Linked DNA regions of Homo sapiens: regions 1, 3, 4, 5, 6 and 7 are each linked to region 2. Evidence: chromatin loops called from intact Hi-C (ENCODE). Cell type or tissue: heart left ventricle. All regions are shown on one strand.

Region 1 (4,000 bases), 230 kb before region 2:
GATATTCAAGGCTTTAAAAGTCATTATTCCTGGGCTTGGTAAGTGAATTTATGAGATTTACTGCTCTAGAAAGTATAGATGGCCAAAGGACCGTTTTGTATTGCTTCCTGATTACCAGTCTGATTATACCATGTGTGCTAATATACTTTTTTTGTTATAGATTGTCTTAATGGTAGGTCAAGTAATAAAAAGAGATGAAATAATTTAAATTCTTAAATGAATCAGTTTTTCTTCCCTTTCTCCTTTCCGTCTTTCCTCTCTCTGTCCTTCCCCGAAAGTCTACTCGGGTGGGCAAAAATGAAAAGGGGGAAAGTGAATTATGGGATCGGTGTTTTGAAAGAGCAATGTTTATTTTCAGTGCTTTTCAGTTTGTCAAAGAGTGGATCTCAAAATCTTGCTTAAAGGGTAATTGAGATGTAGCAGATTTATTTACTTAGTCATGGAAAGAAAAAAATTCAGTCAAAAGCTAAAGATTTCCTTTTGATTGAAGACAGATTGGTTCTGTGGCCTTGGAACTTTCCCAGACTTAATGGGGAAACATCATTTCTAGATTAGCATACTCTTTGGTTTAAATTTAATATATACATTTAATGTTACTTAGGGATACTTTTATATTTTGCATATATAAAGCCTCATATATAAAGCCTTATTTCTGATGCTCTTAGATTTCTGAGGAGTGAGATGATTAAGTTGTATTCATTAGTGTATTGGTATTTCTTCACATCCAGTGAAATTGGAGATATGTTGTATGTTAGAAGAGCATTCTTTAAATTGTGTTGCTTTGAACATGTGTACCTTTTCTAGATTCAGTAATCCCTTCCCCCCGTCCTCTGGAGTATGAAACCTTTAGAGTCACAATAAAATGTAACTAAAGAAAATTTCTCTGGGTTGACAGTCCTGGTTATAGTTGAATTCTCTCTAAACAGTGGCCCAAGTAGACTCTTTTTTTTGTTTCTTTTATTTTTTAATGATTTAAATATTGACATTTAAAAATTGAAGTAGCATGTCAGTTTTCTTCATACTACTTTATCTCTAACCACAAATAATAGCTGAACCTTTTGTACTTATGTTAGGCCCTGGCAGTGTATGTTTAGATGGGCTAAGACAACATCAAGAAGCAATGGCTAGATAACCATTTAATTTGTCCCCAAAGGTACGTTTTTATCTGTCTATTTGTCTATTTATCGATCTGTCTATCTAAGATGGTCTCACTCTGTCACCCAGGCTAGAGTGAAGTGGCATGATCACTGCAGCCTCTCTGCTTCCCAGATTCAAGTGATTCTTGTACCTCAGCCTCTGGAATAGCTGGGACTACAGATGTGTGCCATCACACCCAGCTAGTTTTTTGTATTTTTAGTAGAGGTGGGGTTTTGCCATGTAGCCTAGGCTGGTCTCGAACTCCTAAGCTCAGTTTGCCCACCTTAGCCTCCCAAAGTGCTAGCATTACAGGTGTGAGCCAGCGTGCCCGTCTCCCAAAGGTATTATTATAATAGCTATCAGTAAACGCTGTAGCTATGTGAATTTCTTAAATCTCTTCCTTCCTATGCTATGTGATTTTTACATAGAAAGCAGCATTGTTATGTACATGTACCGCTAACATTTGTTTCTTGACATAAGTTCAGAGCTGTGACTTCATCTGGACTACACCTAAAACCAAAACCACTGAGTAAGATTTTTTCATTTTGTGAAAGTTCTGCCAATTTTGCTTAAGTAGCTGTGTGATTTTAAAGGTTGCCACTAGATGGTGGGCTTTTTTTAATCTTCGTTAATCTCAAATGAGTTAACTGTTGATCCTTATCATTCATGGATTCTGTATTTGTAATTTACCTACTTGCTAAACTTTATTTGTAACCCCAAAATCAATAGTCACAGGGCTTTTGCAGACATGAGCTGGGAAGTGAAAAGTTTGAGCCTCCCAACACACATGTTCCCAACTGAGGTGGAACAAAGGGATGCTCATCTTTCATACTGTGAATAAGTGTCCTTTTCTTGGGTCTTTTTAGTGCCTTTTTTTTTTTTTTTTTTGCATTTTTGTATTTTTTTTGTTGTTGGTGATTTCACTATTAAAAGCCCCTAAGTGTAGTGATGAAGTGCTGACTAGTGTTCCTAAGTGAAAGAAGGCTGTGTTGTGCCATATGTAGAAAATATGTATATTGGATGTTTCTTTTAGGTCTGGGTTACAGTGCTGTTTGCCATGAGTACAATGTTAATGAATCAGTATATATTAAATAAAGTGTCTTAAACATGCGTTAACATAAAACACGCACACAGCAAGATTATGTATTGATCGGTCAATAAAAATGTAACTAGAGACTCCCAGCAACCTAACCCTGTATTTCCCCTAGGAGCAATGTTCAGTATTTGCCAATGCAGTGTTTGTGGTGACTTTATGGAACATAAAACTAACTCGTAAGAGAATGACTAATTTTTTTGTAATATTCAAACTCATATTGTCTTCCTGGCTTTTGAGAAGGCTAAAACGAATTCTTCCAAATGCCTCTTTCCATCAGTACAGTTCCCGTTCATTTTTTAGTTTGCTGTCAGTAGTAACTTGAAAAGTTCTCAGAGTCAAGAGACTTTTTATTTCATGGGAGGTAAACAGTTCAAAATGAACATGCTGGAAGAACTCGAGTAAGAATGAAACGGTTGGTTTTCTGATATTTTTGAGAAATGAGTCTTAATTTTGTTACTAATCAAAAAGTAATGGAAGGTTGAAAGATAAGTGAATAATAAGGTAGGTGTACCACATATCATGGTGAAATTCAAGCCTATTGCTTTCTGTTTGTAGAGTGCAGCAAAATGTGTATATAGGCCATTGGAAAACCAGTCCTTCGTTATAGGAGGTGGCGGGTTTTGAGGTAGAGCTGTAGCCTGCTTTCCTGAGAGTCTTATTTGGAAGTCCCAAACCATTTTGTGCTATTCTTTGAATGTTTTTACCCAGATATTTTCCCATTTCTGTGTGTGATCTCCTGGTTCTTCATCCACAGGGAAGAAACATCTTGAAGCAGGAGAGACAGTGAATGAAGTGGGGAGCCCTATGCTGCAGTAGGGCCACAACAGTTAAGGAAATCTTTGGGATTAAGGTTTCTCTGTTAAAGAGTTGATTTAAAAAAAAATTTTTTTTTTTTTGTATTTTTTTGTAGAGACAGGGTTTTGTCATGTTACCCAGGCTGGTCTCGAGCTCCTGAGACCAAGCGATCTGCCTGTTTAGGCCCAAAGTGCTGGGATTACAGGTGTGAGCCCATGCCCAGCTGATTTTTTTTTTAAGCAAACAAATTTGACTTCATAAATTGGGTGGGATACTGTTGGGTTTTGTGTTACAGTGAAAAGAAGACTTTGGAATAGGTCTAAACCACTAAATTGTGTGATTTTGCTTACTCTCTCTGAGATTTAAAGTTCTTCCATGCACATTGGAGGATGGGGGTTGTATCTGTGTTTGAGAGGATTGGAAACCTGTGTGTTGCTTCTGTAGCGTTGGTGAGTGCCTCACCTGGTCAGATCTCAGTGAATGGTAGTGATTTTAGAGAGACACAAAGTCCAGGGGCAGCATACCAGTCATGTGGGGGTACCACGGGGTCAGAAGTGTTATTTGTCCAGTCGAGGCTATCTTTGCTCACACTGCAGAAAGCTTGGAGACATTTCTGGTTCTTGACCTTGTACTCTCTTTAGTGACAGCTCCATTCTATTCTCATGCTTACAGTATTTGAACTCTGGCCTTTACTGGAAAAGTTGATTTGATGAAATGAGGCATTTTTACTTTTGTTGACTGACTAGTCACTCCATGGAATGAAGACCTTACTGTCCTTTGTGTTTTCGGTCATTAATTATGGAATAAGAAACAAAGCCTCCTATTAAAAGGAGTTTCAGATATCAACAAGTCAGGGAGAAGGTAGAGGAGACAAGGAATCCCTACTACACTTTCTTCTAAGGGAGGCTTCAATAAAAAACCTGACTTAGTCTTTTTTGAGCCAGCCGTCACAGGGAGGGGCATCTAGAGGGC
Region 2 (4,000 bases):
AGTCATTATCCTCAGCAAACTAATGTAGGAACAGAAAACCAAACACCACATGTTCTCACTCATAAGTGGGAGCTGAACAATGAGAACAGATGGACACAGGGAGCAGAACAACACACACTGGGGCCTGTCAGGGAGTGGGATGTGGGGAGGGAGAGCATTAGGAAAAATAGCTCATGCATGCTGGGCTTAATACCCAGATGATGTGTTGACAGGTGCAGCAAACCACCATGGCACTTGTTTACCTATGTAACAAACCTGCACATCCTGCACATATACCCTAGAATTTAAAATGAAAATTAAAAAAAAGTAAAAAATGTAGTGGATTTTTAGGAATATCCCAGTAATCAAGTCACCTTTCAAGAATTAAGGGAATGAAAATGGCTGGAGGACATTTCCAAAGGATTAGGAGTGGGAGTCACCTGTTGATGCCAAGGCTGGAACAGCTGGAGGGGCCTCAAGGGGACCTTGGGAGATGCCTGTGTGCTTAGGAAGGGAAGGGCCTATCCAAAGTCCAAGAGAGTGCTATTTAACCCACGTAAGCTGATCTCTGCTCCTTAATTTCAGGATTAGAAAACTGCTATGGGATTTGGCTTTTGTCAACCATTGGGATGCTTTGGGAAGCCACAGAAATCCAACTATCTCTAAGACTAATTCTGTGAACTCTGAAATTCCTCTGCATAGTAAGGTGGACTATTGGAGGGGAGGGGTGGTCACTGTCTACACACCTAACTTTATGTTATAAAAAAATTCTAATTTTATTCAGCATTTCCAAAAGGGTGCTACAGGGAATGTTACTGATGTTAAATTAAAGAGTACAGTGCAAAAAAAATGATCTCTGTTCAAGTAAATTAAGAAATTATGTGATTAAATAGAATTACATTTTTTATTTTGGATAGGATTTCTCAGGGCTTTCCACCTGCTATTCTGAATTATGTATCTTTAAGAGGGAGACTGTGTGTATATTGTAAAAGTCAGATTCTAATGTAAAAGATTCTAATTTCGGGTCATGGCAGTAACACTGCACCATTGGCACATGGTTTAAAACTGCAGGAACACAGACATTGATCTGTGTGCTTATGTAAATGTGTACACTCTAAAAAATAAACAAGCAAATACTATATGTATACGGTGAAGGTCAGCAGTGGCGGGGAAAAGGGAAGACTTTCGTGGGAGAGATTTAGGGAGGTTAGCACCTTTAACTGAAGGTAAGAGTCCTTCATTCTAATTCTGAATCACTGCGTTACGTTCAGCATATCTGGTCCTGTTTCCCCACATGCAAAGCAGAAATTTAAAAAGTAAAGACATCTCAAACTTATCTTGCAAAACAATACAGGGATTAAACAAGCCTGTACCATTAAACTGTTTTGCACTCTGTGGTCAAGGACATGGCCTAATGGCAGGTTATGGTCCTGGCCACCAGCAGGATTAACCAAGGGGTTTGCAGAGCAGGCACAGGCAGTGTCTGTCTCTCCAGGACCGCGGGTAGGGCAGCTGACATCCTGGGGTCAGGGTGAGTCATGCCCTGTGTGCATGAACATGCAGGCATGCGTGCAGCACCCTCGGGCTCCAGGGGCTTAAATTTCCAAAAGACAACCCTGAAAACTTGAAAAGTAAGAAAATCTAGAACAATGAGTAGGTGGCCTAGCTTTTGTGGCAGGCAGAAACAAGACAAAATGGCGAGTTAACCATATTCCTATTATGTGGGGGATTTTGTAGGACTGTCCGAGTGACTATTTGCTTAGAGTAGGTTAAATCCTACCAAAGAAATGGGGCTCCCAAGAAAGCATTCATTCCCAAAGTGAATTTTCCTGTTGATAGTGTTGGATATGTTTGCAGTATTCACGGTCCAAATTTTATGCTTTCTCTTTCCCATTGCTGAGTCACTGGGCTGTCTTGAAATCTGAGGGGAAAAGTCTGTGAGGCGTGGCCGGCAACTAGGAAGCCTGGCTCTTTCTAGTAGAGCATGAACGCCACCTTGAGTTGTGTGTGAGCACTGCCGAGCCCTACTTGACATGATCAGCAGTTCCGAGGGATGGAGCAAATGGGACTGGTTCCCTTTTGCAACAAAAAGCAGCACTATCAGGCCTGGGTTGTGTCTTGACACCCGGAATTATTTTTTAGCAAAATGTAATAAATCAATCAGAGTTCCCCAGAGAAACAGAACCAAGAGCATATGCGTGCATAAGATGGAGAAATTTATTTTAAGGAATTGGCTGGTGCAAATGTAGGGGCTGGAAAGTTGGAAATTTGTAGGACAAGCCGCAGGCTGCAAACTCAGGCAGGAGTTGATGTTGCCATCTTGAGGCAAAATTTCTTCCCTGGGAAGTCTCAGTTTTTTTCTCTTTAGGCCTCCAATTGATTGAATGAGGTCGACAAATTTTATCTAGGATAGTCTCCTTTACTTTAAGTCAGCTGATTTTGGATGTTAATCATATCTGCAAAATACGTTCACCGCAACATCTAGACCAGTGTTTGGTTAAATAACTGGTACTAGCCCAAGTCGACACATAAACCATCACTCTTGGCCGGGCGTGGTGGCTCAGGCCTGTAATCCCAGCACTTTGGGAGGCCGAGGCAGGCGGATCACGAGGTCAGGAGATTGAGACCACCTGGTAACACGGTGAAACCCCCGTCTCTACTAAAAATGCAAAAAATTAGCTGGGTGTGGTGGCGGGCTCCTGTAGTCCCAGCTACTCGGGAGGCTGAGGCAGGAGAATGGCGTGAACCCGGGAGGCGGAGCTTGCAGTGAGCCGAGATTGTGCCACGGCACTCCAGCCTGGGCGACAGAGCGAGACTCCGTCTCAAAAACAAACAAACAAACAAACAAACAAACAAACAAAACCTAACCATAACTGATAGCAACATTAGCATAGGTGAAAAATATATTTTTGAACATTAACAGATATAAATAATTTTTCATTTGATTCATTAATATGGATTCAACAACACTTCAGGTTGGACCAGGTGCATTACCATTTCTAGTTATATTCCTTGTAACATTGGGTTAGATTCTGATGTGTTGCTACCAGCCTACCATATGCATTGTATGACTTCCCCCAGTACCATCATAACGAAGACATGTAGAATACGTTTCATAGTAAATAGGGTGTTTTCCCAGGGTTGCTGTTGTTGCTATTGCAGGATATTCGCCTGCAAGTGTTTGCAATTCTCTAATCAGAACTCTTTGCCATGCAAGGTAAGGCAAAGTTTAAAAGGCTGGTCAGAGCTCCTTCCCAGGAGTGACACCCTTTGTCCTTTGACATTGGTATTTTTCTGTCCAGTACTTCTGGCAGAAGTTAGAAGCAGGAATGGGTAGTCCGGATAGCTCTCCTATTTGAATCTGTTTTTTAAAAAAAAGACTCCACAAGACTCCACACTATTTTGATATTTTGATGAATTTTCTGGGGTTTCACCTCGTGTAATTTTTTTTTTTTTTTTTTGAGACACGATCTTGCTCTGTTGTTCAGGCTGGAGTGCAATGGCATGATTACAGCTCACTGTAACCTCAAACACCTGGGTAGCTCCTGGGTTCAAGGGATCCTCCTACCATGGTTTCCTAAAGCACTGGGATTACAGGCATGAGCCACGAGGCCCACAGGCCCAGTCCTTCATGTGACTTTTGAAGGAGGCATCTGTGGTCTTCAAACACCAAGAATCTCTCCTTTATAGACACTCAGAAAGCACGGAAGAGGAGGATAAGAAATGGCCAAGTCTCTTGGTGTTTGCTCTTGCTGGAAAGAAAAAGGGGGAAATTGGATTTCTCTGGGATTCTCTGTTCAAATGGCAAAGGAGGAAAAAATCCCAGAGAGTCTGCTAAGGAAGGAAGTAGAAGCTACGTCATCTCTATAGACAGCAGAGAGGACATATTTATTGGTGTGTATCTCTAGTTTCTGCAACTCATCCAGCCAGATATTTCAATATTTCCCTAACTCCAACTGTTCACTGTCCATTTCCATTGCTATTGAATGTGCTAGGTATATTTTCCTAATATAAACACAAA
Region 3 (4,000 bases), 590 kb before region 2:
GTGGGGGGAATCTCACTCTATTGCCCAGGCTGGAGTGCGGTAGCACGATCACGGCTCACTGAAGCCTCAAATCCCTAGCCTTAAGTGATCTACCTATCTCAGCCTCCTGAGTAGCTGGGACTACCGACCTGCACCACCAAGCCTGGCTAATTTTTTAAAATTTTTGTAGAGGTTGAGGAGGGAGGGGCTCTGTTGCCCAGGCTAGTCTCGAACTCCTGGACTCAAGTGATCCACCTGCCTCGGCACTGGGATTACAAGTGTGAGCCATCACACCCAGCTTCCCTGAGCCTTTATACAGAACTCGCCTTTGAGTTAGGTTCTGTTGTATATTCTAGTTAGGGCATTATATTGATTTTTTAAATTACTATCATTCTGAATTAATAACAAATTGTGGTACATTCATACAGTGGAATAGAACTCAGCAATAAAAAGTAATGAGGGGAGGTGGGGATGGTTAATGGGTACCAAAAAAAAAAAAAAAACCTGATTGAGTAAGTCCTAGTATTTGAGAGCACAATAGGGTGGCTATAATCAATAATAATTTAATTATATATTTAAAAATAACTAATGGCTGGGCATGCTGGCTTACGCCTGTAATGCCAGCACTTTGGGAGACAGAGGCAGGTGGATCACCTGATGTCAGGAATTCGAGACTAGTCTGACCAACATGGTGAAACCCTGTCTCTACTAAAAATACAAAATTAGCTGGGCCTAGTGGCACGTGCCTGTAATCTCAGCTATTTGGGAGGCCGAGGCAGAAGAAATGCTTGAACCCAGGAGGCAGAGGTTGCAGTGAGCCAAGATAGCACCACTGCACTCCAGCCTGGGCAACAAGAGTGAAACTCCATCTCAAAAATAAATAAATAAATGAAAATAAAAATAAGAGTATATAATTGGATTGTTTGTAACACAAAGGATAAATGCTTGAGGGTCTGGAAACCCCATTTTCCATGATGTGATTATTATGCACTGCATTCCTGTATCAAAACATCTCAGGTATCCCAGAAATACATACGCTTACAATGTACCCACAAAAACTATAATTAAAAATTTAAAAAGTAATGAACTGTTGGCACACAAAACAACATGGATAAATCTCAAAATAATTATGGTGAGTGAAAGAAGCCTGACAAAAAAAAGTACACACTGTATGATTCCATGTCTAGAAAGCACTAGAAAATATAAACTAACCTATGATGACAGAAAGCAGATCAGGGTCAGGCATGGTGGCTCACACCTGTAATCCCAGTGCTTTGGGAGGCGGATCACATGAGGTCAGGAATTCGAGACCAGCCTGGCCAAAGTGGTGAAACCCAGTCTCTACTAAAAATACAAAAATTAGCCAGGCATGGTGTCGGGCACCTGTAGTCCCAGCTATTTGGGAGGCTGAGGCAGGAGAATTGTTTGAACCTGGGAGGCAGAGTTTGCAGTGAGCCAAGATCGCGCCACTGCACTCCGGCCTGGGTGACAGAGCGAGACTCCGTCTCAAAAAAAAAAGGAAAAAAGAAAAAGAAAGCAGATCAGTAGTTGTTTGGGGGTGATGGGGAAGTAGAAAGGGCAGAAAGCAGGATCACCGGGGGTAATGAGGAAACTTTTTGAGAGGATGGATATCTTCACTATCTTGAATGTGATGATTTGAGCTGTATACCAAGGGTCAGATACCAAATTGTAATCTCGGTATATGCACAGTTTATTATATGTCAGTACCTCAGTAAATCTGCCTAAAATGTTTAAAAATTACTGTAATTATACAAAATACATTTTATGAAAAGGAAGTCATGAATGGAGCATGGTTGAGAACCCCAGCATCAGGTAGATTCAGAAGGAAGTCATGAGTGGAGCATGGTTGAGAACCCCAGCATCAGGTAGATTCAGAAGTGGGGAAAAGCATCTCCCACTTCCCCTTCTTCAGGCCAGCGTGCTGTGCAATTTATCCAGTGGCCACTAGAGGACAGCAGCGACTCATGTACAGGAAGTCGGCGTTTCAGGGTTTCAATACTAAGAATTCCCTGCTCTGTGCTCCCTATCCTGGGAGGTGGGCGTTAATACCCCCATAATACTCAGTTAGAGCTGAGACTTGGGACTCGGTTTCTGGCTCCTGATTCCATCTTGTTGGTCCCCCAACACCAGGAGCACAGGGAGGTCGCCCAGACTATAGCGCAGTTGGCACTATCTCAGCTCACTGCAACCTCTGCCTCCCAGGTTCGAGCAGTTCTCCTGTCTCAGCCTCCTGAGTAGCTGGGATTACAGGCGAGTGCCAACACGCCCGGCTAATTTTTCCATTTTTAGTAGCGATGGGGTTTCACCATGTTGGCCAGGCTAGTTTCAAACTCCTGACCTCAAGTGATCTGCCTGCCTCAGCCTCCCAAAGTGCTGGGATTACAGGCATGAGCCACCGTGCCTGGCTGACAACACTCTTACTAAATTAACTGCAGAGAGGTTTAAGAAACGCCTAAAGAATCTGGTGTGGTGGCTTACGCCTGTAATCCCAACACTTTGGGAGGCCAAGGTGGGCGGATCACTTGAGCCCAGGAGTTCAAGACCAGCCTGGGCAACATGGCAAGACCCCTTCTCTACAAAAAAAATTACAAAAATTAGCCGGGCATGGTGGTGCGTGCCTGTAGTCCCAGCTACTCAGGAGCTTGAGGGAGGAGGATCCCTTGAGCCTGGGAGTTCAAGGCTGCCGTGAGCTATGATGGCACCACAGCCTGGGTGTGAGAGTGACACCCAGTCTCAAAAAAAATAATTGTGGACACACATTGAACCCTCCCAGTGGGTGAGGCATGATGCCAAACACTGTATGAAGGGAATCATCTCATCTTCACAGCATTGTTACTAAATAAGCTGCAGAAAGGTTAAGAAACACCCAAAGTCATAGAGCTGGTAGGAGGCAGTGCAAGGATTTGCATCCAGATTTGACACTAACACGTGGGCCTCGCTACTGCTCTGTAGTACCCACTTAAACGGAAGTGTCCTTCTCGATTATTTAGTTCATGTGTTACACTCGTTGGTGTTGGTAGCAGATGGTTGGTATTGTAGTTCAGCTTTCTGGAGAAAGCTTGTCAGGCTTCAAGAGAATGTTTAGCATCTGTGATGGTCCATGAGGGAGGTTCCCCTCTCCACCCCTTCACCACTTTACATGGAGCATTTACAGTGTGTGAGTTTCCATGCTAAGGATGATACTTTCATGATGACAGTGTCTGAAGGGCAGGTGGGCAGAGGCCAGCAACATGGAACTGAGGGGTCAGTGATGCAGGAATCCAGTGACATTGTTTATTTGCACTCACTTAAAAGGGTTTGTCAAACACAGCCCAACTCAACTGGAGTCCTGAGAAGGTGACCAGACCAGGATGGAGGCCCAGGGAACTCACCAGAAGTCCCCATGCATCAGAACAAGGTCGAAGCATCCTGGTGAGTAGATAACACGTGCCCATGCTTTGTGGGAGGAAGTCCTCCAGCAGTTTCTCTCCTTCCCCTTGGCTTTGACTCAGCCTACCTGGGATTATGCAGTTGGTTCTCCACTCCAGATGCCTCAGGGAGGTGACCCTTCCTGTTCTGGGTTCTGCAGAAACCAACAGCTCTGGGCTTGTGCCCATCAAGCACTCTTCTGCCCATTTTATACTCTTGTGGACGCATGGTGGTGTTGATACAAGCCCCGAATTAAAGGATCCATGGCTGCCCGTGACAAGACAAAGCAAAAGCAGGCCAGAGTTAAACAGGCCCCTTGGGTCCCTTCCTTCATTTCATAAATGGGAAAATCAAGGTCTGGGCAGGGAAAGGGACTCAGCCAAGGCCACATACACAGCACACTGATGGCCGAGCCGGGGTTAGGACTCCCAGCATACCCTGTAGACTTCTCTAATAATAGATAGGCTGCTTGGTTTTTCTTTATTAAGGGTTGGTTACACATTATCTCTCTCTGTCTTTCTTAAAACAATTATTCTTTAATATCTTTATATATTCAGTAAGTGTTCAAATTTCCAACTATTTTATGTCAAAA
Region 4 (4,000 bases), 290 kb before region 2:
AATGTTCCCAACAGTCATAAACAAGGCCAGCACAAGGCCAGGTGAAAACTGTGTTTAACCCAAGGCCACACTGTAGCTGCAAAATTACTGACATTGGCATATCTAATCCTTTCTTATCAAAGCCTCTCCCAGACCCACTCGATTTCTCCACTTGCTGAACAAAAATTTCTGAGATATCCGATGATGAAACCACCTGCTTCACAACACATCCATTCCTGACCTGATTCCTGTTTCTTCTACCTTTCCCTTCCTAGCATAACTTAACACAAACCTGGCAAAAAGCCCTTTCCCACAGCCTCTTACTGAGATGCCTCATGGTTCACTTGATGTGCACACCCTCTTGCTGCAGGAAGTTAATAAAACTGACATTGCCGAGGCGGATGGATCGTGAGGTCAGGAGTTCGAGACCAGCCTGGCCAACACGGTGAAACCCCGTCTCTACTAAAAATACAAAAATTAGCTGGGTGTGGTGGCACGTGCCTGTAGTCCCAGTTACTTGGGAGGCTGAGGCAGGAGAATCGCTTGAACCCGGGAGGTGGAGGTTGCAGTGAGCCGAGATCGTGCCGCCGCACACTGTACTCCTGCCTGGGCGACAAAGCGAGACTCTGTCTCAAAAAAAAAAACAAAAAAAACAAAAAAAACACCTAACATTGAAAAGGTTTATTCCTCTTATACTTTACCTGTAGGTGTTATCAGAGCCCAGCGTTTCATAGAACGAGGTGTAAGAACAGCTGGACAAAATGATCACTTCCTATTATGAAATTCTGAGTCTAAAGACATTGCATCCCCCCAAAACTGTCTTGTATACCAATCAAAAACAGCATTTTAAGAATGAAAAGGGTGAGGAAGTGTGGGTTTTTTTTTTTTTTAGACGGAGTCTTGCTCTGTTGCCCAGGCTGGAGTGCAGTGGCGTGATCTCCGCTCACTGCAAGCTCCACCTCCCAGGTTCACACCATTCTCCTGCCTCAGCTTCCTGAGTAGCTGGGACTACAGGCGCCCGCCACCACGCCCGGCTAATTTTTTTTTTTTTGTATTTTCAGTAGATACGGGGTTTCACTGTGTTAGCCAGGATGGTCTCCATCACCTGACCTCGTGATCTGCCCGCCTCGGCCTTCCAAAGTACTGGGATTACAGGCGTGAGCCACCGCGCCCGGCCCCGGCCGGGTTATTTTTATAAGTTACTCCTTGTCTATCTGGTCCCTTCTGCTGCTAACATTTTTGGCTGAACATTTGTACTATGGGATCTCTTGGCTTGATGAGGGTTTAATACGCTTCCCTTCTGCTGGGAGCCTCCTTGGACTTTCTTGGGCAATGCACAGATGTCTGGAGACAGACCAGATTGTTTCTGGGCAAAACAAAGCACATTGTCTCAGCTTTCTATTATTATTATTATTTTTTAGATGGAGTCTCACTCTGTTGCCCAGGCTGGAGAGCAGTGGTGTGACCTCAGCTCACTGCAACCTCCGCCTCCGGGGTTCAAGCAATTCTCTTGCCTCAACCTCTGGAGTAGTTGGGATTACAGACGTGCGGTGCGCGACCACGCCCAGCAATTTTTTTTTTTTTTTTTTTTTTTTGTAGAGACGGGGTTTCACCATGTTGGCCAGGCTGGTCTCGAACTCCTGACCTCAGGTGATCCACCCGCCTGGGCCTCTCAAAGTGCTGGGATTACAGGCATGAGCCATCGCGCCCGGCCTGTCTCAGCTTTCTTGAGCTGTGATGAGTGTATAGGCAATGGTGATTCACAAAAGCAGACTTGCATCTTAGAAAGCTCCCTACAGCAGCAGTAGAGGATGTCGGAGAGGGGCGAGTGATGGGGGCAGAGACCAGGTGAGAGGCTGGTATGTCAATTCAAGTCAGACACTGGAACTTAGGTGCTTGCTGTGGGTGGAGGTAGAATGTATAGGACTCAGTGGCCTATTACATGAGGGAACTGGGAGAGGCAGGTCAGCATGGAGATTGGTTGTCAGTGTAACTTGGGTTTCCCCTGACCTTACTGACTTCTGCGTGCAAATGGGCCTGTCGTGCAAATGGGCCTGTGTTATCACTTACCCAAATTTCACCGGCTTCTTCCTCTACCTTTTATAGAACATACAGCTCCCTCCAAAGCCTTTCCTATTAATTACTGGGAGTCCCCGGAAATGCCTCGCACGTGCGGGGACCTGCCCTTTTAGGCTTTGCCCATAGGGATTTTTGTTTCTGCTGATGAAGGCCCTTGTGATTGATGCCTAATTGCTGCCACCTGCTGGAGTCCACTGTAACAACACTGAAGTGTTTCTTCCCACCAGTACACACCCTTTCTGCTTGTATTGAAATGTTATTTATGTTTTCTCTCTCTTTTTTTTTTTTTTTTTTTTGAGACAGAGTCTCACTCTGTCACCCAGGCTGGAGTGCAGTGGTGCGATCTCGGCTCCCTGCAATTTCTGCCTCCCAGGTTCAAGCGATTCTAGTGCCTCGGCCTCCCGAGTAGCTGGGACTACAGACACCTGCCACCACACCTGGCTCATTTCTATATTTTTAGTAGAGACAGGGTTTTGCCATGTTGACCAGGCTTCTCTCTATCTCCTGGCCTCAAGTGATCCACCCCCCTTGGCCTCCCAAAGTGCTGAGATTACAATCGTGAGTCACCGTGCCCAACCATGTTTTCTCCTATCTTATGTTAATGTGGAGAATTATATTGAGTAATTTTTTATTGAAGTGAAATTTACATACAGTTAACCATTTTTAAGTGAACAACGCGGTGACATCTAGTGCGTTCACAAGGTTGTGCATCCACCTCCGTTATCTGGTTCCAAAACATTTCCATCACTCCGAAAGAAAACCCTGTACCCCTTAAACAGCTACTACCCATCCCTCCTCCCCAAGCCCTTGGCAATGACCAGTCAGCTTTCTGTTTCTATGGATTTATCTATTCTGGATATCTCATATAAATGGAATCACACAATACGTGGCCCTTTGTGTCTGGCTTTCACTTAGCAGAATGTTTTCAAGGTTCATCCACGTTGTAGCATGTGTCGGTATTTCATTTCTTTTTATGGCTGAATAGTATTCCTTTGAATACGCATATCACAATTTTATACATTTATCAGCTGAGGGACATTTGGGTTGTTCCCATCTTTTGGCTATTGTGAATATCATGAACATGTGCATACATGTACTTATTTGGTACGTGTTTTCAATTCTCTTGAGAACACTCTGAACTCCTAGGAGTGGAATTGCTGGGTCACCTGGTAATTCTATGTTTAACTTTTTGAGGAACTGCAAAACTGTTTTTCATAGCAGCTGAACCATTTTACATTCCTATAGCAGCATACAGGGACTCCAGTTTCTCCATATCCTTGCCAACACTTGTTATTTTCTGTTTTTTTGTTTTTGTTTTCCGAATTACTATAGCCATCCTTGTGGGTGTCATGAACACTAAAGTTTTATGAGATGCCTGCAAACTGCAAACCCTTGGGACATCTAACCAGTGCTCGATGCCCCAGCATTCTCACTGAGTCAAAGCCCTACTGTACTCTCAAGATCCCTGTGCTCATTCTGGGTCACACTCTTGACACCTGGACAATAAGTTTCAACACAGAGCTCTCTCTTTATGAAGCTCAAATGGGAGTTCAAGAACTCGATATCTGAAGCAGATCCCAGGCTTTCCTTCCTGGCCTGTTCTTTCCAATCTTATCTTTCATTCTCCTAGCTAAAATCTCTTGATATACCACCAGCTCTTTAGGTACACTGGGATATGATTGCTTCCAAACTTAGCTGCTTAGCTTCGGCCGGGGATCTCTATTATGCAGGGGTTGTTGTTGTTGTTGTTTGTTTGTTTTTGTTTGTTCATTTGTTTTGGAGACACGATCTTGCTCTGTCACCCAGGCTGGAGTGCAGTGGTGCCATCATGGCTCACTGCAGCATTGACTTCCCAGGCTCAACTGACCCTCCCACCTCAGCCTCCACAAGTAGCTGGGACCACAGGCACATACTACCATGCCCAACTAATTTATAGATATAC
Region 5 (4,000 bases), 160 kb before region 2:
CTCGACCCTGCACATAATGGCAGGCCCCCTGTCTTCATCAGCACTGCTACATCCTCATATTTGGCAGGGAGCACTCTCATTTAAGGTAATGAGTGACTCCCTTTCACAATAGAACTCTGAGTGTGGCTCAAATTCACCCTGGCTAATGAATCTTCTGTATGGTTTTTTTTTTTTTTTTTTCTGAGGCAAGGTTTCACTGTCACCTAAGCTGGAGTGCAGTGGCACAGTCATGGCTCACTGCAGCCTCAACCTTCTGGGCTCAAGCAATCCTTCTGTCTCAGTCCCTCAAGTGACTAGGACTACAGGTATGTGTCACCACTGGCTATTTTTTTTGTTTGTTTTTTGAGACGACATCTTACTATGTTGCCCAAGCTCATCTTGAACTCCTGGGCTCAAGTGATCCTCCCTCTGCCTCTGCCTCCCAAAATGTTGCGATTACAGGTGTGAGCCACCCTGCCCGGCCTTGTGTTTCATTTTTAACCCTGATATAAGTAACAACACATCTGCTTATTAATATGTTCATGTTAACATTTACTATCCAGTTTGGGTGGAAGGAGAGTGTTCTCTGCCTCTGAGGTCCAGTTTTAACATTTATAAGTGCAGCGGGTCCTCCTGTTGTGGCCCACAAACCTTACTTGGGAAAATGTCACATTTGAGCAACCACACAAAACTACTCTGTGATCTCTGAATATAGTAAGGTCACCAGCCCCCACTTGATCTTCTGTTAAATGACCAAGATCATTTCTGGTCAGAAAGTATGTGTGTTTTTGCGAGTTTTTTTTGTCTTTGTTGACACATAATGGTGTAGAAATCAAGCTTAAAACTGATTGTAGAACAGTTTGGTGAGAAAGATTTTTGCTTTTCTGCCATAATATTCCCCTGGACTTTGCTTCGGGTCCAAAGTAACACCGGGAAGTTTAAGACCACAGAAATGTGACTAAATGAATGCTGATCACATTTACAAAAGCAAGTGACTTTGTCCAAAGTCTCTCATTCTCAGATCCATAGTAGACATATAGATACTTTTTCTAAGGGCAAAATTTCCTGGTTCACTAAGCCAGACTTCCATGTTATTGACGAAATAAAGATAATATTGAAAATGACAGTGTCTGAGAAGCAATCTCAAACTGCCTTTTATTACTGCACACAGTTAACGTGGAATTGAGAATCACTTTCTTTCTAACATAAAATGTGAGCCGTAGAGTTACTACTGAAATTCACCACAGTGATTCAGCCAACAACTCAACTTATTCCTTTGCAAAAATTTCTGAAGGTTTTTTTTTCTCCCTTCAATCTCAGCATTACAAAATAATGAGCAAACAGTTAAATTGGCCCAGCTCTGAGTTTCAAGAGAGATTTATGGTCTGCTCATCCTCTGGAGGGACCATAAAACCACCGATGACATCTTACTTTGAAATCTCTTGTATTAAGTAAAGAGATGGGTGTGGTGCGATAGTGAACTCTGCATGTGAGTGGTATTTAGACAAGTTCTGTACTTCAAAACAGAGTCCTTAACTCATACGAAGGCTTCCTGCCACTAGCAAGGGATCTCAGTAATGAGCGTGCTGCCTTCCCTAACACCCCCATCCTTTTCCAGAAAGATTCTTAATTTTATCCTAAATATATTTGATATTTTTTCCTCTGTATTTTGCTTTGGGTTTAAAAAATTCCCTGAAAGATTTTTTTCTCGTCTGTGGAAGCATCAAGCCGCAGATCCAAGTCAGTCCAAATCACCAGGATCATACAAGACGATAAAAGTGCCTTCAAGTTCTAATACTTGCTGGATGGGCCCAAGCCGCGTTTTAAATGTGAACAATGGGGTGGCTGCGGCAGAGAACTGACCATTTACTTCCTGCCTCAGATGACCCCCTTGTGATCTCTGAAACTGGGCAGAGGAATAAGGAAAGGGAAAGAACTGGGTTTTGGGGAGAAACATGCTTTCTGGAAGGCGCCCAGGTTTACCCAAAGAGCACAGTTAAGTGCTGAATTTCAACTAGCTCTGGAGTCACCCTGTTTGGGGCCTCATTCTGGAAACCCGAAGTCCAGCGGCAGCTTTCCTCCACATCAGGACAGAGAGTGGGGTTTGGGAGCGGACGAGGGAGCGGGAGTGGACGAGGGAGCAGGAGTGGGGCTCAACGACGACCCAGGCGCTCAAGGGGAAGGGGCTGAGAGCGTTTCTTCGCTGTGCGGCTGCAATAGAAACTTTTTCCTCGTACTATCTGACTCCGGGACTGGACTGTGAGGTCTGCAACAGCTGGTGGGGTTCGGGTGGGGAACACACTCTAAGCCCAGCGCCAGGGCTGGAGCCGTGGGTGGAGCCGCTGCAGCCCTGGGCCGGGGGCGTCAGGAAACTCGAGACTGGGGCGCGGGGAGGCCCCGGCCAGAGCGCCCGCTCTCCCGCGTCCCGGGCGGGGTCCTCACCTGTTCCAGCGGGCCACCTTCCTCCGGTAATACCGCAGCGCCTCCTGGCTGGCCAGGAGCGAGTCCTCGGCTCCCAGGAGAGGCGGCTCCTCCGGGACGTTGTACAGCGGGTGGGCGAAGAGGGCCTGCAACTTGGAGCTCGACCCGCTGTGGCTGCCGCCAGCCGGTTCAGTCCGGGGCTCGGTTCGGGAAAAGTTGTGCACGATCGTGCCGGGGTCCGAGGCAGCTGCGGCCGAGTCCCGCGCCAGGGAGGAGGCGCGGCCGGTGCACGGGCACCCCCGCGGGCGCTCCCGAGGCCGCAGCTGGCGCTGTACTTGGGGCCAGAGGTGGAAGTAGAGGTCGGCGGAGAGCAGCGCGCCCAGCAGCAGCAGAGTCAGTAGGCGGTCCCGGCGCAGCCCCGGCATGGCGTGCTGGCCAAGGGGGACGCCGGGGGCAGGCCGGCTGTCTCCGGGGTCCCGGGAGGGGTCGCGGGGTGCGGGCAGAAGAGGTGCCTGGAGTCCCGCGGGTGGGCCGGGGTCAGTGAGACCGGAATGCTCCCCGCGCGGGCTAGTCCCCTGTGGAGGGGTGTCGCTCCTCAACTTGGGGACCAGGTGCACGGAGCACCGGGGCTCTCGGAGTCAGCGGGCGTCGCTTCTCCGCGCCGAGTGAGCCGAGGGAATGGGGTTCCCGGGGTGCCCGCTTCTTGCGCCTTTTCTCCCGTGCGCCCGCCCGCCCGGACGCTCGCGGCAGGTGAAGGGCCCCGGGGCGCCGGCGCCGGCTGCCACCGCGGGCGGACGGGCGACGGGGCGGGGGGCGACCGCGGAGGGCGGACGGAGGCCGCCGGCTGCAAAGCCCGGGGCGTCTCTCCTGAGGATGCTGTCGCTCGGCGGCGGCTGCTAGTGCTCCCGCGACTCCTCCTGCGGGCGGCGGAGACGCCAGTGCCGGCGGCTGGCACGGGCGGCGCGAGTGGGGAGTTGGCGAAGCAGGAGCGGCTCCGGGGAGCTTGTCTGTGCGCCTGGACTCCTAGAGGCAGAGGTAGCGCGGGGCCTCCCCGAGCCTGGCCTGGCGCCGGCACCCCCACCCACTCTCCGCTGGCACCTGCCTCTGGCGCAGCTGACGGCCAACTCCCGATCCGAAGCCGGCGCTGCCCTTGCACCTTGTCACCCACCCACTGCCTGCGCCCTCCCCCTCGCTCGGGCCTCCCACTTTCCCTGCCCAGGTCTCAATCCAGTCACTTTAAGGGACTCACGCGAGGGGTCCGAAGCCTCTTTTTACCATTTCTATTATTTTTAGGGAAAAAAAAACCACCACAAGCCCCCTAAAACCCTTTTTTTCCTGTAAGCTTTGCCAAATGAGTGTGTGGGGGGGGGTGGGGGGAGGCGGGGGTGGCAGTGTTGGTATCTGTTCTTTCTTTGTGTTCCCTTCCACCTCCGCCCCCCTGCAGAGCGCAGGGCACATCAAGATTCATAACAACTACCTACCACATGCCTGGCACATAGTAGGTGCTCAGGAAACACGCTCTTGGTGAAGGAAAGAGCTTGACCTTTAAAAGTAAGGTATCAGTTTTACCTAGAATCTTGCTGATTTCCTGTTTGGAAGG
Region 6 (4,000 bases), 500 kb before region 2:
AACCCGTGGAAGCCTTTAAGGAATGGAAAGAGTGGATAATAAAATGCCTGGCTGTTCTCCAAAAATGAGGACCTTCAAATAGGAGTGATTGAAATAAATAACTACTTGCATGTTATGCTTTCATTTGGGTGGAATACTTCATTGGAATAAACTACTGATCTTGTGCTGTGTCAAAGTAACAGACTAGAACCTTCTTTCAAGTACCTGAATTGAAATGAAACTCATTTTGAATAATAAAAACTCTAGAAACTCTTTATCTTCTCATCTTACTGGCCTGGTCTGTGGCAGCAAGCACATTATTTCCATTCCCCAAATATGTTTAGGTCTCCCAAGAAAGCTGGGACTGGCGGTAACGAGCAAGTAAATAACTTGAAAAAGAACCGTTCAATGCCCCAAGGAACCAACCAACATAATTTCCAGGGGGTGATTTTGTTTTTAGAAGAGCCGCTCCCCTCTTTTAGGCCCAGCCAAGTCACATTTTTGGACGTCCGTGGGCTCTGATCACCACAGCCCTCCTTTTCCGAGAGCCTACCTTACTGTCTCAAGTGCATTACCTTGTTTTTTTCTCTTGCTGGTTGTCACCTTATCCCTGAAAGAATGAACAGCTTGTATCAGTTTTTAGCAGCTTAAAATATGACCTATCAGGAATATTTGCAAGTGAAAATAACAATGGTCCTTACACTACCACAACATTTGGTGGTGGGAGTTCCGCTGCAGGTCTCAGCTATAACATAGTCATTTATGAGGGATCTTACAAATAGTGTGTAATGGTATTTATATTTGTGAGTGTTGCACTTTTTCTATAGATTTAGAGCGGCTTTCAGGTTTATTTCAGTAATAATGTCCTCCTCACATTACATTGTGAAGTGTTTACCTGAGTCAGGGAGAGAGTTTAATGGGGTTATCTGTCGGGGTGCCATGAATGCTGATGATGGTCTGCAGGGTGTGAACATCAGCCCCATTGCTACGGGGGTGGACAGGTGGAAAAGCTCAGACTTGACAAACCACCTCTGCTAGATAGATGTATCTTGGAAATCCAGAAATTACAGTGAATATTTTATGGAATATCAGTGAGCAGACAGCATTTCCCACTTTCCTATCTTACCTTGAGGGTAAGACTTAAAGGTATATATGTATTTGTAATTTGAAACCTGGATTCTTCATTGTTTGATGTATGCAGTATGATGTAACAAAGTATAGAAATGATCCCTGAAAGTATAGTCTTTGATGTATGGAGTATGATGTAAGGCACATTTCATATCTGAGTCAGTGGTTTCCCTTGGAGTCATTCTACTTGATTGAACCCATTTAAGTCATTTTAGAAAATGGTGGTTTGCTATTAAAATTAATTGGAGAGAATACTTGGTCATTCTATTAGGAAAAAGAGACTGATGGAGCATGGTGTTTTATGGATTCTGTTACAGGGCTTATTCCTCCTTGAATAATGTATTTAAAAAATTATTGTCCATTCGATTACATTTTTTTTTATTTTCCTACAAGGCAAGCACGGTTTTAGTCCTGTAGGTCAGCCTTTGTCACAAACTCTTTTGAACTAAGATTTGCCTAGTTGAATAAATAAGGTCCATTTGTGTCTACACTGCACTATGAGACTAGGAGAAAAATCATCTAAGAAGTCATTCACTCTTGCTAAAAATTGAACTAAACATAAATTTTATATGATTCATTTGTTCAGCAATCATAAGTGCTGTGTATAACTATATATTTTTGGATAATTTCTTAGGGTTCAGCTTAAAAATATAATTTGCTTACTGCAACTAAATTTTATGTACTATGGTTAAATCTTTGTGGTTTTAAAAGATAATTTTCACTAAATAAATCCACGCAGATTTTGCTCTGCAAATGCTGGCTGAACAAAGTATTGAGCTAATAAAGAGAATTAATAATTTTCTACTATCTAAATACTCTTAAAAATCAGTGAATTTGGAATGTTTTTCATTTATGTCATAGATCCTGATCCTGGGCACCTGTGGAGTTAGTATCTCTCCGGTCAAGAGATTTTTCAGGCCTCAGACTTCTAATGGTGAGGGTTAAGTAGAAGAATTTGTCGAGGATTACCCGTCGGTTCTTGTCCAGCTTGCTTTTTGAAGCACACATTCCCCTGATATGAATAATTTACATTTCAAGCCCTACGAGGGACAGAGGGCCGCGTTGCTCCCTCTTGGGAGCAGCAGTGCTAAAATCGAAGCAGGCAGCTGCGGGACCGCTATAGCCGGCCCTGCGCTCGGGCCCTTCCCGGGCAGGAAACGCGTCGCTGTCCCCGGCTGCGCCCAGGCCGGCGGGCCCAGCAGCTGCGAACCGCCGGCGCACCACCTGTTTCCGCGCCCGGGGACTTCCCCGGCGGGGCTCAGAAGTGTGGGATCGGTCGCTTGGCTTCCCCTGGCGTCAGCGACCCAGGGTAACCTCCTCCACTGCTGCGTGCCGTGCAGGCCTGCCTGTGTGAGAGCCACGTGTGCCGCGCTCTGGGCACAGCCTTGGAAAGTCAGGACCGCGACGGCAGCAGAGCAGTGAGTGGAATTAATTCTCAAGTAGAGCATTTAAAAAGTGCTTCATTGAAGAGTTTGAATCTCAGTCACTTTGTAGATTCTGATATCTAGAGTGGCACCGTCCAACAAAAATATAATACAAGCCACATATGTAAGCTTGATGTTTCTAGTAGTCGTATTAGCAAATGCATAAAGAAGCAGGTGGAGTTAATTTTAATAGTATATTCTGTTTAATCCAATGCATCCAAAATATTATTTCAATCAATATCAATGCTGAATGTTTTATGTCCTTTTTTTGTACCATCTTCAAATTCCCGTGTGTTTGTTACACTTGCAGTACATCTTACTTCCAACTGGCCACATTTTCAAGTGCTCAACAGCCCCATGTGGCTTGTGTCTATTGTATTGGACAGTGCAGCTCTAGACCAGTACCCAACTCTAGTGTACCTGGAAAAATGTACCCGTGGTATTGAGTTACTAGGAGAGGAAGGCTTATTTCAGGAAAAGGTCATGTAAATCTTCTGTCAGTACAGCCGGTGTTGACATTCAAGCTGAAAGGGTGTATGTAGACACCGTTTAATGTCTACATTAAAGGCCTCTGGCTTCGGTGTTAACTTGTTTCTTTAAAAGCTTGATACTGTTCTCTGTTGCAGCTTGTTTTTTACCCTCCCGTCTTCATTTTCAAGGGCCTGGTATTGTCTTCAAATGCATTTCCATTTTTGGAAAGCAGAGTCGTAAAGCATTAATAATGTGGAGATTATTTAGTCCATTTCATGCATGAGGACACAAGCCTGCAGCAGCCGAGTAAACTTGCTTGTTGTTTAACCAATGGCAAAAATGGGATCAGATCCCAAGTCTCCCTAATGTTGAGTTATTCGTTGTTTTCACTGTGCTGCATGACCTCATTGAAGTAAAATATCACCAACCAGAACCTAACCATTTTTCCCCCGGGTTGTTTACAAGGGATTATACACGATTAAACTGTCAATTTCTTTTCTGTTCAAGTAGAGTCATCTGGGGTTGCTCAAAGTTGGAGAAATCAGTCTATATACTTCTGCCTTAGTACCAAAAAAAGAGAGGTGCAATATTTATTTATTTTTGAAATAGGGTCTTGCTCTGTTGCCCAGGCTGGAGTGCAGTGGCATGATCACGGCTCACTGGAGCCTCCACCTCCCGTGGTCAAGTGGTCCTCCCACCTCAGCCTCCCAAGTAGCTGGTATTACAGGTGTGCACCACCATGCCCCGTGTATTTTTTTTATTTTTATTTTTTAGAGATGGGGTTTTTTCCACATTGTCCAGGCTGGTCTGGATTCCTGAGCTCAAGCAATCTGCCTGCCTTGGCCTCCCAAAGTGCTGGGATTACTGATGTGAGCCACCATGGCCGGCCAAGAGTTGCAATATTTAGTAAAGCTCTTCCGACTAGTTGAGGCATTAAAAGAAAGCATTATGGAAAAAAAAAGTCTACTGGAAAATAGTTGAAACAAAATCTATTGAGG
Region 7 (4,000 bases), 150 kb before region 2:
TGAAAATTAACATAGGTCTTCACTCAGTAATTTTTGAGGGAATGGAAAAGGAGAATTACATTATGGAGGTATACAATTGTTAGTATTCCTTTCTAAACATCCACAATACATGTCTCTCTCCACAAAGTTCAGGCTTTGTAATCTCCTTTTCCTTTTTACCCTCTCACCCCAATTCCCATAAACTCCTCCCCACCTATGCCTGTTCTCTTCTCTTTATTTCATCCCACTTCAGTCCTTTCATACATAGGGCAATAGTCTCCATTCTTAATGGCTTCTGTCTCCCTCTCCATTCCCAATGCAGTTCAGCCTGATGGAGGTCTATTAGCTGGCTGCGTAATTAAAGGACTCTTCTGTCTTGGAAGGAGAATTTCAAATATTTATATTTTTATGATATTTTAGTTCTGACAAATGAAGAATCATAAAATTATAAGTTACAGTGGGGACAGATACAATGACATCATCTTAACTCTCTTCGTGCTGCTTTTGTTTTTTAAATTTGGAAGCAAGGATGAAAGGTGTAAAAGATGATTAATCATTTTGGAAATAGATGCATGACTACAGCCTAAGTCTGTGGTGAACCAATCATGCTCTCTTCCTTTCTCTGCGTTAGACTAAGTCCTACATTTCACAACCTTCCACAGTGTTCACTTGATAACTAGGAAAAGGCAAATGGACCCCATGGCTTCTACACTCTCCCTCTGTTCTTTCACAGATGTATGCTGGCCATATTTTATGAACTGGAAATCTGGACTTAGGGTCAAACTCATGAAACAGGGTATTAAAAATCATAAGTCATCTATCCCAGAAGAGTCAGGAACTATAGTTGCCATAACTAGGCACATATGCTAAGCCCTCACTTCCCTTTGATGTTCTAGATGCAGCCTTAGAGGGAGAAGTCAGTGGACACAACTGGAGCCCATGGTATCAGGTCTGGACAAACCAGTTTCAAAGCTGAGTGCTCAGTTTTGCAAAGGAAGGCAGTAACTCTGACTAGCAGCAGTAGAATCTAGGCAGACAGAGGACTCAGTAGCACCATATCTTCATGATGTATTTATTTTTAATTCTACAAATAATATATGAATATTCTCTCTTTTTAAAATATTTGGACAATAGACAAAATTTTATAGTAATAAGTGAAAGTCTCCCTTCCTTCTTCCTCTTCCCTATCTGATTTTCTTCCCCACAGGTAACCATTGTTGGTTTGATATGACTCCTTCCAATGCTACATATACTCAGGTAGCTTTGCCTCTACCTTAATAGTAATCAGATAAATGCAAATTAAAACAATTGACAATAGATCATTTGTTTCTTATCACATTTTCATTGCAAAAAAAAAAAAAAACAACAACAAAATATCCAGAATTGACTAGGACTTGGGGAAGGAATTGTAAATTGAAGAAACTGTTCTGGAGGTTAATTTGGTAATGTAAATGCCTACAGACTTTATATCAGTCAGGATCCAGTTAGGAGATGAAAAGCATACCAATTATTTGAAAAGGAAAAATTTAATAAAAAGAATTATTAACTAGTAAAAGTGATAAGACACCTACCTGTAAAAGGGATCTAGAAGTAGCAGCTGCAAAAATTAAAAAAAGAAGCTGCTACATCTAAGCTGAGGAAAAGTGGATCTAAGGACTAGGAGGGTTCCCCTACCCTTAAGCCAAGGCTGAAGTTTAGACCTCGTTATAGAGAGCATGTTTACCACTGGAAAAAAACAGCCACTGTTGGTGAAGAAACTTTCTGGATAGCAGGCCATGTTGATCTGTCAAAGAGCCCATGGGAGGGGCTACCGATGCCTGAGGCCATGGTCAGAGCTACTGTGGAAACAACCACAGAGTGGTGGTGGTGGGGAGTGCGACTTGATAGTGTGGTTGGAGCTAGTTGGTGAAGGCTGCAGGGCTCCCATGCTGAAGTAAAATTGAGGACTGGGACCCAGAGAAGTGTCTTCCTGCCACTACTGCCTTGCAGAGTTCCTCCAGCGCCCTCTATTGACAAAGCCTATTATTGTGACAACTGGTAAAGGAGGAATGTCTAGAGGGTCCAGCTCCAGTTTCATAAAGCCCAACAGAGAAAGGTAGGTTTGGAACTGAGAGGCAACAAATTCGTAACTGGTACAGACTTTGACTTCTGAATTCCATTTATAAAAATTTGAGGAAATCATTAAAGTTGTATGTAAATATTTAGATAAAAAATGGTTATTACAGTATAGAAAAAAATGGAAATAAGTGTAATGTTTGAAAATTGAAAACTGAGCAAAATAATGGTTTATCTATAAGATTAAGCTGTATTTATTTATTTTCATAAAAAGATGTTTATATCACTAGATGGAAAAGGTGTGTTAATAACAATCATATCATTACCCATTAAAAACATACTTATATATATATTTCTATGTATGCATAGATTAAAACTTTGAGAAGTTTGGTGTCTTTCTTTTTTTTTTTTTTTTTTGAGATGGAGTCTCACTCTGTTGTTCAGGCTGGAGTGCAATGGTGTGATCTCGGTTCACTGCAAGCTCCGCCTCCCAGGTTCATGCCATTCTCCTGCCTCAGACTCCCGAGTAGCTGGGACTACAGGCGCCTGCCACCATGCTTAGCTTTTTTTTTTTTTTTTTTTTTAGTAGCAATGGGTTTTCACCATGTTAGCCAGGATGGTCACAATCTCCTGACCTTGTGATTCACATGCCTCAGCCTTCCAAAGTGCTGGGATTACAGGTGTGAGCCACCACGCCCAGCCTGTTTGGTGTGTTATACACCAGCTCCTTGGTATAATATCTGAGTTACAATCGTTCAATAAATATTTACTGAATAAATATATTAGCTTCCTCAGGCTACTGTAACAAATTGCTATAAAGTTGCCACAAGCAACAGACACGTGCTCTTCCGTAATTCTGGATGCCAGGAGTCTGAAATCAGAACACTTGCCATTACATATAGGGCCTACAAGATAATCCAGACTTGTCTCATTTTGAGATCCTTAACATAATTACATTTGTCTTTGCAAAGACCCTTTTCCCAAATAAGGTTACATTTACAAGTTTTGGGTGGATGTATCTTTTGGAAGGTGAGGTGAGGGATGAGTACCACTCAACCCATTGCATGCATAAATAAATATATAGCAACATTTTACATTGGTTTCTTTGGGTGGTGGGATTTATGAATAATCTGAATTTTCTTTTTCCTTTTTTTTACTTACTAGTATTTTATGATTTTTATGCAAAGATCTTTACACTACTTTAGAAATAAAAGGAAAGTAAAAATGTACTTGGCATATGAAAACTGAGAGACTACATTCAAAAATGCTGATTTGATCATCTTGAAGTTATGATTGAACCCATGGTTCACAAACTCCAAGTAGTTGTGTGCACTACAGAGAAGGAAACAGTAAGAGAAAATAAAGAGCCTCAGGAGGAGGGCAAAGTCATCACACAGAAACCTAAGTTAATTTATGTTCTATGGGTAAGCTACAGACCTCCCAGCCGAAAGCTGACACACGGAAGCTGATAACCAGAAATCCACGCTTAGCCTTCTGGGCATCTCTGAATTGAGCAAACTTGTGGTCTGCATAACACTTGCCATTTAGGACAGCAGTTTGGAATCTTCCTGCACTCCGGACCTCCTCTTCCCCTTCCTTTTTGTGTTACGATTCATTGATGAATTCTTAGAAGGTGCTGCTCCATTAAAATAGGAAGGTCTGTGACGTCAAAAGATCTGAGGATAAAAGGCATTTTAAAAGGCTGTCATCTTTCTTTTATTTAGAGAGGCAATCTTTTCAAAAGGAAAGACAGAAAAACATTGGAATTAGGGCATACTCATCTTTTTATTTCTCTTAAAGCAGTAGATATTTTATTTCCAGTCTCTTCTGGGGACTAGCTTTTTTTAAAATTTATTTATTTATTTATTTATTTATTCCAAAACCTGAAGTTTAAACCTCTATCTTAAAACATGGCCGAATATCAAGTGTTGGAGTCAAGATTCTAATGTCATCCGAGAAAAAACAC

Evidence for each region. Peaks named below come from ENCODE experiments on the same cell type or tissue, not always from the same donor. Only the 100,000 strongest peaks of a DNase experiment are listed, where the experiment ranks them.
Region 1: it touches region 2 in a loop (3-fold over the local background); 74 of 110 quality-filtered maps call a loop at or near these places.
Region 3: a loop joins it to region 2, with 7 times the contacts of the local background. A loop is called at or near these places in 35 of 110 quality-filtered maps.
Region 4: a loop joins it to region 2, with 6 times the contacts of the local background. A loop is called at or near these places in 49 of 110 quality-filtered maps.
Region 5: it touches region 2 in a loop (2.9-fold over the local background); 22 of 110 quality-filtered maps call a loop at or near these places.
Region 6: a loop joins it to region 2, with 4 times the contacts of the local background. A loop is called at or near these places in 24 of 110 quality-filtered maps.
Region 7: it touches region 2 in a loop (5-fold over the local background); 25 of 110 quality-filtered maps call a loop at or near these places.

What each region holds. Positions count from the first base shown.
Region 1 is chr17:68,532,554-68,536,553 of GRCh38, forward strand. It overlaps PRKAR1A (protein kinase cAMP-dependent type I regulatory subunit alpha), which reads left to right. Exons shown (of 11, transcript NM_002734.5): 11 at 1-878. It overlaps FAM20A (FAM20A golgi associated secretory pathway pseudokinase), which reads right to left. Exons shown (of 11, transcript NM_017565.4): 11 at 2,563-4,000. Among named protein-coding and RNA genes, the nearest start is that of PRKAR1A, 22 kb to the left of the region's middle. In heart left ventricle, a CTCF peak has its summit at 1,731 (motif pointing right); no DNase peak of the experiment used is centred here; H3K27ac peaks cover 257 bases.
Region 2 is chr17:68,758,082-68,762,081 of GRCh38, forward strand. No RefSeq gene overlaps it. Among named protein-coding and RNA genes, the nearest start is that of LINC01482, 130 kb to the left of the region's middle. In heart left ventricle, CTCF peaks have their summits at 1,982 and 2,182; DNase peaks (open chromatin) are centred at 1,510 and 1,960; H3K4me3 peaks cover 521 bases; H3K27ac peaks cover 726 bases.
Region 3 is chr17:68,170,649-68,174,648 of GRCh38, forward strand. The region is part of intron 1 of LOC105371870 (a long non-coding RNA gene); the gene reads left to right. Among named protein-coding and RNA genes, the nearest start is that of LINC00674, 71 kb to the left of the region's middle. In heart left ventricle, CTCF peaks have their summits at 1,938 (motif pointing right) and 2,154; a DNase peak (open chromatin) is centred at 1,943.
Region 4 is chr17:68,464,076-68,468,075 of GRCh38, forward strand. It overlaps a transcript of PRKAR1A not described here. Among named protein-coding and RNA genes, the nearest start is that of WIPI1, 8.6 kb to the left of the region's middle. RefSeq lists a silencer at 2,213-2,262. In heart left ventricle, a CTCF peak has its summit at 2,252 (motif pointing left); a DNase peak (open chromatin) is centred at 2,176; H3K27ac peaks cover 2,328 bases.
Region 5 is chr17:68,597,842-68,601,841 of GRCh38, forward strand. It overlaps FAM20A (FAM20A golgi associated secretory pathway pseudokinase), which reads right to left and starts at 3,526. Exons shown (of 11, transcript NM_017565.4): 1 at 2,422-3,526. The coding sequence starts at 2,825. In heart left ventricle, CTCF peaks have their summits at 2,487 and 2,689; DNase peaks (open chromatin) are centred at 2,119, 2,780 and 3,370; H3K4me3 peaks cover 3,350 bases; H3K27ac peaks cover 2,740 bases.
Region 6 is chr17:68,256,902-68,260,901 of GRCh38, forward strand. It overlaps AMZ2 (archaelysin family metallopeptidase 2), which reads left to right. Exons shown (of 7, transcript NM_016627.5): 7 at 1-254. The coding sequence ends at 68. It also overlaps a transcript of ARSG not described here. Among named protein-coding and RNA genes, the nearest start is that of AMZ2, 11 kb to the left of the region's middle. In heart left ventricle, no CTCF peak of the experiment used is centred here; a DNase peak (open chromatin) is centred at 2,340; H3K4me3 peaks cover 962 bases; H3K27ac peaks cover 1,300 bases.
Region 7 is chr17:68,612,158-68,616,157 of GRCh38, forward strand. No RefSeq gene overlaps it. Among named protein-coding and RNA genes, the nearest start is that of FAM20A, 13 kb to the left of the region's middle. In heart left ventricle, a CTCF peak has its summit at 1,994 (motif pointing left); no DNase peak of the experiment used is centred here.